Regions from separate parts of the Homo sapiens genome. Here region 2 is linked to region 1. The links are chromatin contacts, found by Hi-C or POLR2A ChIA-PET in ENCODE. All regions are on one chromosome and are shown on one strand. Each heading gives the region's core, a stretch centred on a gene start or an enhancer-like site at or near the end of the contact. The rest is flanking DNA. Distances are from core to core; before and after follow the strand shown. Region 1 holds the start of MIR7-3HG (MIR7-3 host gene). Region 2 holds the start of MYDGF (myeloid derived growth factor).

Region 1 (5,030 bases), core at 2,284-4,783:
CTTCCCCAATAAACACCTCCAGCAACCATTGCCCTCCAGTATCTCTCTGGGGGAGACCTAGAAGAAGGATCTTCCTGTGTGTGCTGAGGCCATTCATTCATTTATTGATTGATGTATTGGTTTATTCTTTGATGCCTTTATTGATTCAACACATGCTTATTATATGCCTGCTGTGTGCCGGGCCCCGGACCAGGCGCTGGGGACACAGCAGTGAAAATACTAACATTGTTTCTGCCCTCACGGAGCTCACAGTGTAACAGGGAGACAAATAGACCTGTCAGTAGATAACATGAAAATAATTGGACTATGTGCTGCAGACACAATATCCCAGGTCTATGAGAATGTCAATACAGACTTCACGTGGGAAATGGTGAGGCAATAAGGATCGTTTCCCTTGATGAAATGGAGCTTGCAGAAGAAGGCAGGGTCAGTTGTGGGGAGCTCTGGTTGGAGGTGGAGGGAGTGCATTCCAAGCTGCAGGAACAGCAGAGGCAAAAGCCCTGAGGCTGGAGAACAGGTAACCATGTGCAGTTTTTCACTTGATTAGGGTGTTGCAGAGAATTGGGAGTGAGTCTTATATATTTATTTATTTATTTATTATTTTTTACTGAGATGAGGTCTTGCTATGTTGCCCAGGCTGGTCTCGAACTCCTGAGCTCAAGCTATCCTCCCACCTTGGCCTCCCAAAGTGCTGGGATTACAAGTGTGAGCCACCATGTCTGGCAAAGGTGGTGAGCCTTTATGATGTCATAAGTCACCACTGGGCACAAGTTCACACTTGTCCTATGATTGGCCCATGACACTGATGGGTAGCAGACAGGAAAGGAATCTTTTCTGAAACTTTTTTTTTGAAACAGGGTGTTGTTCTGTTGCCCAGTCTGGAGTGCAGTGGTGCAGTCATGGCTCACTGCAGCCTTGATCTCCCAGGCTCAAGTGTTCCTCCCACCTCCTAAGTAGTTGGGACTACAGGCATGTGTCAACTCACGGGGTCTCACTATATTGCCCAGGCTGGTCTCAAACTCCTGTACTCAAGCAATCCTCCCATCTCATCCTCCCAAAATGTTAGGATTACAGGTATGAGCTCCCACACCCAGCCCACTTCTGGAACTTTTATTGAAAAGTATCCTTAGGCTGGGTTCGGTGGCTCACACCTGTAATCTTGGCACTTTGAGAGGCTGAGGCAGGAGACCATGTCTTTACAAAAAAGAAAAAAAAAATGTTTTTTGAGACAGAATCTCTCTCTGTTGCCCAGGCTGGAGTGCAGTGGTGCAATCTTGGGTCATGCAGCCTCTGCCTCCTGGGTTCAAGGGATTCCCATGCCTCAGCCTCCCGAGTAGCTGGGACTACAGGTGTGTGCCACAACGCCCAGCTAATTTTTGTATTTTTAGGAGAAATGGAGTTTCACCATGTTGTCCAGGCTGGTCTTGAACTCCTGGCCTCAAGTGGTCCACCTGCCTTGGCCTCCCAAAGTGCTGGGATGACAGGCGTGAGCCACCCGGCCAAAAAAATAATAATTTTTTTTTTAATAGAAAAGTACCCTGAGAACTCTGGTCTAGGGAGGGCTTTAAATGTCATTCCCTCATTGGGTCTCCCAGGAAAGCGCCATAAGGTGGTTAGAGGTCTTGGGTTTAGAGTCAGGTATGTTCTATCTCCAGGCTTGTGGGGGCGTACGAGTGATGTGACAAACCCCATACATGGTGCATGGCTGTATGAGCACAGGATGTATGTCCTTGTTTGCTTCCCTCCTTTGCCTGTGCCTGTATCGCCTGGAGTGAGCCAGCCCCCCCACTCCGAGTGGAAGCGATTCTTCCCCGACCTCCCCGGTTCTCCCCCACTGGCCAGCCCATTGAAGGCGAAGGTCGAAGGGAGTCTGCGCTATGAGGCCGGCTGTGACTTGTTGTCGTAGTACATCAGAACAACAAAATCACTAGTCTTCCACACAGCACTAGACCACAGCCACTCTAATCTTCTTCACCACCCTCTGCCCCATGTCTGAGACCCCTGCCCAGCTCCTCCTTCTCACCTGAGCCAAGCTATGACACCTGAGTTTCCTGCCTCTGTGCTGCCTCCCTGTTTTCCATTCCCGGTTCTCCTGGAGAGAAGCAGGGTCTGATCTCCAAGGGCCCACCTCCCACCCAGGCACGTCAGAGACATGGGATTTGGAGTTGGACTGGTGGGGTTGACTTACAGCTTCACTTGTGGGCTGAGAGTCCCTGCGTGGGTTATTTTTCTGCCTTTCTCAGGGCCTTGGGTTCCCCAAATGTCACATGGGCACAGTAACACCCATGTCCTAGGGTTGAAGATGGCATGATATGATGTATGTAAAATGCTTGGCACAAGGTTTCTCACCGAAGTCTGGAAGAGACACCATAATGTCATCTTAGCAGGCAGCTGTTACCCCAGTGAGGTATCTTACCTGTTGAAAATTCCGGACTTGGGCCAGGCGCAGTGACTCACGCCTGTAATCCTAGCACTTTGGGAGGCTGAGGTGGACGGATGAAGAGGTCAAGAGTTTGAGACCAGCCTGGCCAACATGGTGAAACCCCGTCTCTACTAAGAATACAAAAATTAGCCGGGAGTGGTGGCATGTGCCTGTAATCCCAGATACTCGGGAGGCTGAGGCAGGAGAATCCCTTGAACCCAGGAGGCAGAGGTTGCAGTGAGCCGAGATCGTGCCACTGCACTCCAGCCTGGGCGACAGAGCAAGACTCCGTCTCGAAAAAAAAAGAAAATTGCAGACTTCTGTGTGTGCTTATCTGGAAAATACTTTGTTTAAAAATCCATTACATGAGGTGCAGGTCTCCAGAAATGCCAGGCACCTCAGACCACCCTCTCTCGTCCTCCCCCTGCAAAATCAGGGTCAAAGGGCTCTCCCGTTACCTGGAGGAGCTGTCCAGGGTTCTGGAGACGAAACGGAGCCCGCTGGGAACTGTCCTGAGCCCCGGTGCTGAAACAGATCGCGGTTCTCTTCTCGGACCTCCCGAGAGGCGCTGTCCGGATATTTGGTGCTGAAATAAATAGCATTCTCCTCCTTCGGTCGGTGGAGAGCTGTCCCTCGTGCTGAAGAAAACTTGATTTTCCTCTCTCTTTCCCCGTTCCCCCACCCCTCTTCGTTCTCGGTTCCTCCGATTCTTGGGAAACCCCACCCCCACTCAATTTATTTCCCCTCCTAGCTTCTTCCTGGGGAGCTTCAGAATGGCAATGGGGTGGCGGGGGGGAGACACAGAGGGGTCGCAACTAGCACTGATACCTGCTCCTCACCCTGTACCATGTCCCCAGAACTTACCTCCCAAGCAGTCAGCCCTGCTGGTCTCTGCTTTCCAGACCGTCAAACTTCGCCGTCTCTGTCCCTTTCTGGGAAAATGTCCATGCGCCAACCTGCAAACCAGCCTCATTCCCGGCATCCCACGTCCCTCAGACCACCCCTCCTCCCACGCAGCTGCGGGCCTCCCCCTCTGTGTGCCTCACCTGCTTCCAGTCTTGTTGGCAGATGCAGGTGTCCCGTGGCTGCCGAGGCGGGGACCTGCGCTTTTATAGGCTTCAGGGAAGGCGGAGCGCCAGGAATCCTGGGAGGGGCTTCCCCAACTGGCCAATGGGATTCCGCCTCAGAATGAAGCTCCAAAGATTACCTCATAGGTTGTGGCCCACGCTTCAGAATAAAAGTCTGGCATCTGCCCAAAAACTGGGCTAGGGGATTTTTTCGGATGGGGAAGGAGCATTCATTGTGGACCATGGAGTCTCCCCACTCTCTCCAATCCCCTCCTGGGTTCCTGAGCTCCAAGTTCGTTCAGGTGTCCTGGCTGGTACCTGTTTCTTCCCATTCCCAATTTTTGCTATTGCTCCTGGTTCAGGAAAGAAAAAGCTGGTAAACTGTTTTGGGAAAAAATAAGGGATGTGGAGAATATTAAAGTCCAGTTCCACCTAGGGCAACTGACGTCTGTGAAAATGGAGGGCTCAGAAGACTCTGGGGCAGAGGTGGGACTTAAGCCTGAAGCTTTTGATTCCTTAACTCAAAACCCAATTTATAAAATTCAGCTTATTGTAGTGCTATACTGGGCAGGCTCTGAACCAAAAAACGAAGAAACTGGGGTTCAAGTTCAGATTTTTCTTCTCCTTCCTTTGGGACATTGGGCACAGTTGTGCCTCAGTTTTTGCAACTGTGAAGTAGTGATAATAGTAGAGTATTTGCTGAGGAACTAATGATATGGTGTGGATTGCATGTTAGAAATAATCAGGGCAGGGGCTAATGTGAGTTGGGTGAGGCACCAGCCTCAGGTGCAAAACTTAAAGGGGCACCAAAAAACTCAATAATCAAGGTAAATAATATTTCAGGCCAGGTGCAATGGCTCATGCTTGTAATCTGAGCACTTTGGGAGGCCAAGGTGGGAGGATCACTTGAGGCCAGGATTTCAAGATGAGCCTGGGCAACATAGTGAGACCCCGTTTCTGAGAGAGAAAGAGGGAGAGAGGGAGAGAGAAAGAGAGAAACAGAGAGAGAGAGAGAGAGAGAGAGAGAGAATGGCACCTGTGGTCTCAGCTACTTGGGAGGCTGAGGTGAGAGGATCACTTGAGGCCAGGAGGTCGAAGCTGCAGTGAGTTATGATTGCACCACTGCACTCCAGCCTAGGTGACAGAGCAAGACCCTGTCTCAAAAAAAAATCGATGCAATGTTTTAAGAAATCAAAATGTATGCCAAAATCCACAATGAACAAAATATCAAAAATGTAAATAAAGGCAGAACCAGCCTTTCTGACTTTTCCTTTTGCCTGAGGTCCCAATATGGCTTGGCATGGCACTAGCAATCATGTCTGTTTACGGTAAGTTTTCTAATAATGCAGCTGTTATTCTTTCCTGATCTATTCCACCCATTTATTTGCTCAACAAACTTGTTGTACTAGGCACTGGAGATACATACATGAATTCAGCAACCAACCTTGCCTTTAGGGAGGGTAAAGACATGAAAACTCTGCTCACATGTTGGTATGGGCATTGGGTTGAAGGAACAGTCAGTGTAAGGGCCCTGGTGGGGG
Region 2 (4,719 bases), core at 1,186-3,685, 99 kb after region 1:
TCACCTAAGGAACAGGGCTGCTCTGTGCTTGTCCAGTTTATGGAGACAGTGTCTCATGGGTCCAGAACAGACAGCTGCATGGAGGAAGAGATTTGTTTGTTTATTTCTTTATTTATTAAGACGGAGTCTTGCTCTGGGACCCAGGCTGGAGTGCAGTGGCATGATCTCAGCTCACCGTAACCTATGCCTCCTGGGTTCAAAAGATTCTCCTGCCCCAGCCTCCCAGGTAGCTGGGATTACAGGCGCCCACCACCATGTCCGGCTATCTTTAAAAAATAATCTTAAAATATCTTTAAATATATATATATATAAGTATATATATGAATATATGAATATATATAAGTATATATGTGAATATATGAATATATATAAGTATATATATGAATATATGAATATATATAAGTATATATATGAATATATGAATATAAGTATATATATGAATATATGAATATAAGTATATATATGAATATATGAATATAAGTATATATATATGAATATATTAATATATATATTCATATATATGAATATATATTCATATATATGAATATATGAATATATATAAGTATATATGAATATATGAATATATATATAAGTATATATGAATATATGAATATATATTCATATATATGAATATATGAATATATATTCATATATATGAATATATAAGTATATATGAATATATGAATATATAAGTATATATGAATATATGAATATATATTCACATATGTGAATATATGAATATATATTCACATATGTGAATATATGAATATATATATTCACATATGTGAATATATGAATATATATATTCACATATGTGAATATATGAATATATATATTCACATATGTGAATATATGAATATATATATTCACATATGTGAATATATGAATATATATATAGGAATGGGGTCTCACTATGTTGCCCAGAATGGTCTAGAACTCCTGAGGTCAAGCAATCCACCCACCTTGGCCTCCCGAAGGGTTGGAATTACAGGCATGAAGTATCACGCCCGGCCAATAAATTTCCTAACGCAAGCAGGTATCCCAATTTAGAACAGGCTGCCACTGCAGAAAGGCAACTGGCTTGGACTTCTGTCATTGGCAGAGGAGTCAGCCTCCACGGGGATCCTTCTCACCTCCCTGGGGCTCACCACCCTCCGTAGCTATGGAGTAGAGTGATTTAATTCCTCAAAGGGTGAATTATAACCCATCTTAGGAGTCATCTATGACGTTTTCTCTCTGGATTCTGTTTTTTGCCAGTTGGGAAGGACTAGAAACACCAGCTTAATTATTGACCCCCCAGGCCTGGCCACTGGTGTTTTCTTGAAATGTTAAGCCATTTGTAACCAAAGAATGACTTCCTTCTCTAGTTGAAAACCTGGGATCTAATGATAGCAATAGCTACAATATATAATTCTCAGTTCATTCGTCCCGGTGTGGGAACTTAATTCCCTCACTTACTCCTCCCAACAACTCCTTGAGGTAGGGATTATTTTCTTTTTAACTTTTTATTTTGAAATAATTTTTGCCTCCCAGAAAATCTGCAGAAACTGTAGGGTTTCCTAATACGCTTCATCCAACTCCCCCTAATGTGAACATCGTCTGTAACCCCTAGGACAAGCCAGGTTATCAAAGCCAGGAAGTGAACACCCACATAATCCTATTAACAAATACACAGACTGATCGAGCGTGATGACTCACACCTGTAATCCCAGCACTTTGGAAGGCCGAGGCAGGCGGATCACTTGGGGTCAGGAGCTCAAGACCAGCCTGGCCAACATGGTGAAAACCTGTCTCTACTAAAAATACAAAAATTAGCCAGGGGTGGTGGTGAACACCTGTAGTCCCAGCTACTCGGGAGGCTGAGGCAGGTGCATCACTTGAACCTGGGAGGCGGAGAGTGCAGTGAGCCGAGATCGCGCCACTGCCCTCCAGCCTGGGCAACAAGAGGGAAACAAAAGCAAGCATCCTGCTTCTCATCCTACTTTCCCTCTGCTAATTTTGAATATCGATGCACACACATCTTGGCTGCAACGATTATGAGAAGTTCGCCTAATGGTGACCTTCGATTTCCCTCACTCCCTGTACATCTCCTAACTGAAAGAGCTGCAGTCAGTCACACGGCTGGTGAGGGACCCTGAGACCCCAAAACGAACTCCATTACCACCTGAGGGACCCTCCAAGGATCGCCGGGCTACGCAGGGTCCCTAGGGTACGAGGCCGCCCCCTCGGCGGCCCCGCCCCCTCGGCGGCCCCGCCCCCTCGGCAAAAGTCCCGCCCCCTCGACAAAGTCCCGCCCCCAAGATGGTGGCCCCGGGCGGTGGACAGGGCGGGGCGTGCCGGGTCACGTGGACAGCCGACGCCGACGTGGCCTCCGGCGGACGCTCCACGTGTCCCTCGCCGCGCCCCGTCTACCCGCCCCTGCCCTGAGGACCCTAGTCCAACATGGCGGCGCCCAGCGGAGGGTGGAACGGCGTCGGCGCGAGCTTGTGGGCCGCGCTGCTCCTAGGGGCCGTGGCGCTGAGGCCGGCGGAGGCGGTGTCCGAGCCCACGACGGTGGCGTTTGACGTGCGGCCCGGCGGCGTCGTGCATTCCTTCTCCCATAACGTGGGCCCGGGGGTACGTGCCACCGCCGTCCCGGATATTTGAGTGCTGGCAGGCCCGGGGAGGGGGCGCGGAGCATTGGGGGCGGGGCCCGAGGAGGGGGCGCGGACCGCGGAGGTGGGTACTGAAGAAGGGGTGCGGATTGTTAGGGTCGGAGGCTGAGTGGGGGGCGCGGGACCGTGAGGCCGGGGTCATCACTGGGGCAGGACTGAACTCATAGGGAGCGGGGCCTTGTGGGCCCCGGCGGCGTTGAGGGGGCGTGATCACCTGTCACCTGTCGCCTGCCTGGAGTGTCCAGGCACCCCTGCCCTCCAGACGCAGAGGTGGGGAGGGGTCAGTGATGGGAGCGGCAGGAGGCTAAAGGGCATCTGCCCTCCTGGGCCTGAAGGAAATCAGTCGCTGCAGCTCCGAAGAGGGAGGAAGTGCTCCTTCCTTCCATTGCACAAGGTCCCCCCTCACCGAGGGTGTGAGGCCGGGCCCTCAGCCCTGTACTCAGCTTGTCGGCAAAGTCCTTTCCCCTCTCAGCCTCCCTTTCCCCGCCTGTAATAACAGTATCTTTACTGTTTTTTGACTATTTCTTTTTAGACTTGCGTGCAGTGGCGGGATCTCGGCTCACTGCATCCTTAGCCTTCTGGGTTCAAGCAATTCTTCTGCCTCAGCCTCCCCAGTACCTGGGATTACAGACGTGTGCCACCACACCCGGATAATTGTTGTTGTTGTTGTTTGAGATGGAGCCTCACTCTGTCGCCCAGGCTGGAGTGCAGTGGCGCGATCTTGGCTCACTGCAACCTCTGCCTCCCAGGTTCATGCCATTCTCCTGCCGCAGCCTCCCAAGTAGCTGGGACTACTAATCTTTGTATTTTTAGTACAGATGGGATTTCACCATGTTAGCCAGGCTGGTCTTGAACTCCTGACCGCAGGTGACCCGCCCACCTCGGCCTCCCAAAGTGATGGGATTACAGGCGTGAGCCACTGTGCCAGGCCAGTTTGTTGACTACTTCCTTATAGTTAGGTGTGATGCCAAGTCCTTTATATGTTAGGCCCAAGTTACAGATGAGAAAATGCTTCACATAAAAAAGAGAAACAGAGAGAAACTAGAGGCTCAGAAAAGTTTTCACTTGTCCAGGTCCCATGGCAAAACCCATCTCTACAAAAATACGAAAAATTAGCCAGGTGTGGTAGCAGGTGCCTGTAATCCCAAGTACTCAGGAGGCTGAGGCAGGAGAATCGTTTGAACCCGGGAGGCAGAAGTTGCAGTGAGCTGAGATCATCCCACTTCAGCCTGGGCGACAGAACAAGACTCTGCTTCAAAAAAAAAAAAAAAAATTAGTCGGGTGTGGTGGTTGCGTACCTATTGTCTCAGTTACTTGAGAGGCTGAGGCAAGAGGATTACTCAAACCTGGGAGTTCGAGGCTGCAGTGAGCTGTCATTGTGCCCCTGCACTCCAGCTTGGGTGACAGCAAGACCCCGTCTCTTAAACAAAATAAAAATTTCCTTCTACCAAACCTTTTTTTTCCTTCCATTCTCTAGGACAAATATACGTGTATGTTCACTTACGCCTCTCAAGGAGGGACCAATGAGGTGAGTTGTTCAAAATTCCCTCTAGCTTACTGTGACAGTATCCATTGTTGTAGGGAGATGTTCTGTAGCAGACAGCAGGGTTGGGTCTCACCTATATCACCTTACACTCATTGAATGACTCTTCCTAAACCAATAAAAAGGGAGAGTATTGGCATTAAACAGTGACGACAGATTCTGCTGTTATTATTCTACAGAGCAAGCAAATGTCTGGACAGAAGGAGGGAGGGGAGATGGGAGTCTGCCATCCCCATGAGCATCTGTTGGGATGTTGTATTTTATGTGCAGTGCAACAAGTTATCACAGCTTAGGGGCTTAAAACAGCACCCATTTATTATCTCATAGCTTTGTAGGTCAGAAGTCTGGGTCAGCTCAGTTGTGTGCTTCATAAAACCAAACTCAAGGTATTTTGGGAGGCTGAGGCGGGCAGATCACCTGAGGTCAAAGTTCGAGACCAGCCTGGCCAACATGGCAAAACCTCATCTCTACTAAAAATACAAAAATTAGCTGGGCATGGTGGCACATGCCTGTAGTCCCAGC

The links. A loop is a pair of places that touch in the nucleus more often than their neighbours do. ChIA-PET counts read pairs that join two places held with the same protein, here RNA polymerase II (POLR2A). Pooled maps may share reads with other maps.
Region 2: a pooled map shows a loop between it and region 1 (5-fold over the local background). The contact joins the promoter of MYDGF here to the promoter of MIR7-3HG in region 1. A Hi-C loop is called at or near these places in 6 of 50 pooled maps. POLR2A ChIA-PET finds 5 or more read pairs at or near these places in 2 of 52 experiments (GM12878 and H1).

Annotation. Positions count from the first base shown.
Region 1 is chr19:4,767,608-4,772,637 of GRCh38, reverse strand. It overlaps MIR7-3HG (MIR7-3 host gene), which reads right to left and starts at 3,533. Exons shown (of 3, transcript NR_027148.1): 1 at 3,287-3,533; 2 at 2,881-3,008; 3 at 82-474. It overlaps MIR7-3 (microRNA 7-3), which reads right to left and starts at 1,968; the gene lies at 1,859-1,968. RefSeq lists a silencer at 2,807-3,101.
Region 2 is chr19:4,668,058-4,672,776 of GRCh38, reverse strand. It overlaps MYDGF (myeloid derived growth factor), which reads left to right and starts at 2,435. Exons shown (of 6, transcript NM_019107.4): 1 at 2,435-2,616; 2 at 4,132-4,182. The coding sequence starts at 2,443. RefSeq lists a silencer at 2,046-2,435.